Linked DNA regions of Homo sapiens: region 1 is linked to region 2. Evidence: chromatin loops called from intact Hi-C (ENCODE). Cell type or tissue: tibial artery. All regions are shown on one strand.

Region 1 (2,500 bases), 590 kb after region 2:
GGTCACACAGATGATATTTGGGGGCAGGCCTTCCTCCATTGTCGAGGAGTTTCCTGCCAGGCTGTCGCACTAGGGGTCTGGTGAGGGGCAGAGTCAGAGTCAGAGTCAGAGACTGTGATGGCTACAATAGCCATCTTGGTTATGTGGACAGTGTATGGAGGTCAGGGTCAGGGACAACTCACAGAGAAGGCTGCATGGATGCAGAGGGCTGTCCCAGCGCGAACCACCATGTGACTCTTCAGCCGGGCACTGAGGTCAAACTTGGGTGCAGCTGAGATGGAGGAGACAGAGGTGGAGGCATGGATCTGTCTTTCAAGAAGACTCTGCTTTAAGCCTCCTCATCAAAGCCTTCCCAACCTCTCCTCCTTTATGCCCCCACTACAGGCCATACAGACATCTAGCTGCCCTGCAACCCTGTGAAGCATTTATTTGTTTTCTCATCTGTCTCCTTCTACTAGTACGCAAGACCCTGGAAGGCAAGTCCTTGTGTCTTGTTTCTATAACCCTAACACCTCCTTTTGAAATTGCCATTGCAACAATTATAACAGCGAGAAAATTATGACAGTGAACGAGATCTGATCTAACCAACCCCCATCTTGCCTTTACCCTCCAAACTGCCCTTAATCATTCCTGGTTTCAGACCAAGCTAATGTTGGGAGAGACATTTAGTTTATAGCTTAGATGATAACAGTCTTCCCCCAAACTAAATCACCTTTGCGAAGCTAATGAAAGGCCACCAGGTTAGGAGGATGTGAGGAGCCTGAATTCTGCTAAGGTGTAGACATAAAAGATTACCAGCCATTATTCCAGAGATCACAAGATTTGCAACTCCCCAGCTGCTCCTGCAAATAACATCACTATTGTAGAGCCTAAGATTGGTGGTTGAGATGTCTTTTCAGGTTTTTGCATTTCTGACGACTGATGGCTCCACCTGGACCTGCTCTCCCTCCACCCCACAAGTCCTGAGGCCCCAGTCAGAAGCAGGCTCCCTGGACTTTGAATTTTCGGGGAATTGATTTGGGTAATAACTCTGTCTCCCATACAGCATGGCTGGCCTTGTGTCCATTAAACTCTTTGTTGCAATGCTGTGGTCTCAGTGAACTGGTTTTGCGTGTACAATGCGCAAGAAGAACCCATTGGGTGGTTACACCTTGACACACAGTAGATGCTATTTGGCACACAATGATTGATTTAGTAGGGGTGCCCCTGAAGTTACCCCTAACTTTGTCCAGGCACAACAACTATGGATGACTTTTTCATGATCCTAGCATCATCCAATTTTCCTGTGGGATGAGGCCCCAGAGGAGAAGGTTTGGAGGTACAATGTTGGGCATGAATCCCCAGCCCTCTCTGTGTCCTCACCTGGTGGTGGCATGGCACGGACCCCCTTGTCTAGCTCCACAGGCTCCCCAACCCCAGCCTCATTCACAGCCCGGATTCGGAAGAAGTATTTCTGCCTCTCGATGAGTCCTCCCACTGTGTAGCAGGTGCCTGAGATGGGGATCTTTGTGCACTTGGACCACTCCTTTGTGTCTTCAGCCCTCATCTCAAGGATGTAGCCAGAGGGTGGGTCTCCCTCTGCAGGCTCCCGCCAGGCCAGGGAAATGCTGGAGTTGGAGGAATCAGATACATGCAGGTCCTGGACCAGGCCTGGGGGTTCTGGGGTAGAACAGACATGTAGTCAGCCCCTCCAACTCATCTCCACTCAATGCCTTGCTCACTTCCCACACTCAATACTCCTGAACCCCATCCTTCACTACTTCTAGCTCCAGATCCCTCAGTTAACACCCTTAGTACCTAGCCTTATACACTCAACCTCCAAATTCAAATTCAGTTATCTTACTGTTTTAACACTTTCATCCTTAAACTCAATACCCCTTAAATTCAACATACCCCACATATTCAAAGCTTCTGTATTCAAAACCCCAGCCTTTAACCCAACCATCTCCACCACATCCACTTCCAGGCAGTACCTTCACCTTGCTTCCTAAATGCAACACCCTCCAACCATCTACCTCACACCCTTACTCAACCCTCAGCATGCCTCTCCTACCTCACCTAACTAGAAATACACGAAATTTAAAAAACGTTTTTGCACCCCACCTCCTCACTGTCCCTGACTCTCAATCTTTATTTGCTGGCTTTCTCTTGTGTGTGAATCTTGTCCCTCTATGAGGCTGGCAGTTTCCAGAGTGTAGAGACTGTGATACCTCGTGTCATACTTTCCCGGGGAAGAAATTCTTTCTCTACTTTGAATGGGCTAATTCCATTATGTGTCAGGACCTGGCAGCCGCATACTCACTAACAGGATCCTTGGCCACTACTGAGCTGGATGGCACACTGGGCTGTCCAGGGCCTGCCTTATTTACAGCTATAACTCGGAATTCATATTCTGTGTCCTCCAGGAGACCATCCACAGTGCACTTGGTGCCTGAAATGGGAAGATGAGGGGTCGTGAGGCCAGAGGCATCCATGGGGTGAGAACAAGAGTGAGAGACAT
Region 2 (2,500 bases):
GAAAAGGGGGAACTCAAATATAGAGTTATAATCATGGTTTATATAATTTCTCTATTAGATAACTCATCTTCATTTTATGCATTTATTACTCCTGGTGTTAAATTGATTGCTTTTATTGAGAGTTTATGACATTTTTACTCTACTTATTCCTCTGAGTTACTGACTTAAATGGCTCCTTGATGTTCAGATTGGCTTAATAAGTACTTCCAAAATTCCTGGCACATTTTATCACTTTCAGCAGCAAAACAAGAGGTAGTGGTTCTCAACCTTTGCTGTGCATAAAAATCTACCGAGGTGCTTAGCAAAGGCAAGATTTCTAGGCTCTGTCCCAAGAGACTGTGGCTGCTGGGGGCAGGGGGTAGGGTATGGACCCGGGAATCTTCATTTCATTTCACAAAGCATCCCAGAATCCAGGTGATTCTCACGCAAGTGGTCCCAGAACAACCCTTTGAAAAATATTAACCTAAGGAATGAAAGATATTTGTAGTTGAGTGTGTGAACATGTAAATAGGATTAAAAGCAAATCCTTAAAACCATTTTTCAGAGACTCAGAAAAATAATAATACCTGAAATTTAAAATACTGCATTCTGAAAACAAAATTTTGCCACTTTATTATGGCTAGTGGGGTATATTTCTCCCTCTCTCTCTCTCTCTGTCTCTCTAGATGGAGTCTTGCTCTGTCTCCTAGGCTGGAGTGCAGTGGTGTGATCACAGCTCACTGCAACCTCTGCCTCCTGAGTTCAAGCAATTCTTCTCCCTCAGCCTCCCGAGAGGCTGGGATTATAGGCGCATGCCACCACACCCGGCTAATTTCTGTATTTTTAGTAGAGACAGGATTTCGCCATGTTGGCCAGGCTGGTCTCGAACTCTTGACCTCAGGTGATCTGCCCACCTCAGCCTCCCAAAGTGCTGGGATTACAGGTGTGAGCCACTGTGCCCAGCCCTCGGGGTATATTTCTCTTGCTAGCAGTTTCCTGGCCATATATAAGCCCCAGTAGAACCACCATCAAGGTAATTCACTGTAGGTTTTACTGGGATAAGTGGAGCTAGACTTACCTTCCAAAGGCACCACATCCTATTTGCCATTTCTTAGATAAAGGATGAGCTATGTGTTCACAAATCCGAAACTCTTGTTTTGAAAGCAGCAGAGTACCTTGATTAAGAGCAAGTTCTGCAGAGCAAGACTGCCTGGGTTAATCCTGCTCTGCTTTGGAACTTCTTTACGTATCTTGGGGTTTGTGTGTGTGTGTGTGTGTGTGTGTGTGTTAGTGTGTGTGTGTGTGTGTGTGTGTTAGCTTCTCTGTTAAGGGATAATGCTGCTTGCATCATAGGACTAAATGATGGAAACCAATTCATTAGTACATTTAAACAGTGCCTAGTACGTATTAAAATCTCAGCTAAGCTTGGTTGTTTTTATGGGGACGGTTGGCTCCGTTCAGCTTCCCCATGGACTCGCCTCACACTTTTGATCCACCTGCTTCCTGGCTTCCCAGGAGACATAGACATGAACTGTCCCAGATTTCCCACTAGGGGGCAGTAGAGCCCCACCGGTATTATGGGAACATGCACCCCTCAACTCCACATCTCTCTCATGGTCCTGCTGAAAAGAGGCAGCTCACACCTTATGCGACCTCGGCTGGAGGATCCTCATAGAAGAGTGTCAAAGCTGTCCAGAAAAGCATGAGGAACCACGCTTATGAAAAACCATGCCCCTTCTCTATCCATCTGTGGCATCACTAGCACCTTTGCCCAGTGGGGATGTGGCCTCTGCTCAGCTGCATCCTGGGGGCAGCCAGAAGCAGCCTCCTGCCCCCTATCCTGTGGACCTCACCTTGGCCAGCTGCCTTGAGGAATGTTAACCATCCTTGGCTGCTGACACCCAGGACCAGGGAGCAGAAAATGATGCCAGTGGAGAGCTTCATCCTGCTGCAGGGCCAAGGAAACACAACCAAGGATAATACACATTCTGTTTCAAGTTTTTATTTTTTGTAATGTTAGTCCATTCTTTCATTCCAAGAAAAAAACCCACTCGGTTTTACACACGCACACACACACACACACACACACACACAGGTGTATGTGTATAGATAAAAGATAGAAGGTCAGAGGGTCTACGTCTCCATTTCCATTTGTCTCATTGGAATCCCAGTATCTGACAGAAGAGGAGCAGTGACCCAGGATAAAGCAAATAGACAAAAGTCACACCATGTTTGAGAATCATTATTTTAGATTAGAGCCTGCCAAAATTAGGAATTATGCCTCTTTCTGGGTTCTGAGCATATTTTAGGCACAGTAAAATGAAAGTTATAAGGCAGATAGCTGTCAGAGGATTTCCCTGTCCCTTTGGTTCTTATCTAAGGCAATGCTAAGCAACATTTGAATATTCCCTACACAACTTCCATTCCTTGGAAAAGGTGGGATTCCCTGTGGTCAGTGTAGTATCTGAGCTGGCGTGGCTCACTTGGTCCCAGGAGTAGACAGTAGAAGAGGGGGAAGAGG

The links. Hi-C counts contacts between places; a loop is a spot of excess contacts. Peaks named below come from ENCODE experiments on the same cell type or tissue, not always from the same donor. Only the 100,000 strongest peaks of a DNase experiment are listed, where the experiment ranks them.
Region 1: a loop joins it to region 2, with 2.8 times the contacts of the local background. A loop is called at or near these places in 2 of 110 quality-filtered maps.

The regions. Positions count from the first base shown.
Region 1 is chr11:18,708,025-18,710,524 of GRCh38, forward strand. IGSF22 (immunoglobulin superfamily member 22) reads right to left here. Exons shown (of 23, transcript NM_173588.4): 17 at 2,303-2,431; 18 at 1,363-1,659; 19 at 183-271. All of the region lies in intron 2 of IGSF22-AS1 (IGSF22 antisense RNA 1), which reads left to right. Among named protein-coding and RNA genes, the nearest start is that of IGSF22-AS1, 2.8 kb to the left of the region's middle. In tibial artery, no CTCF peak of the experiment used is centred here; a DNase peak (open chromatin) is centred at 1,477.
Region 2 is chr11:18,114,154-18,116,653 of GRCh38, forward strand. It overlaps the pseudogene SAA3P. Among named protein-coding and RNA genes, the nearest start is that of SAAL1, 9.3 kb to the left of the region's middle. In tibial artery, a CTCF peak has its summit at 1,545 (motif pointing right); a DNase peak (open chromatin) is centred at 1,524; H3K27me3 peaks cover 796 bases.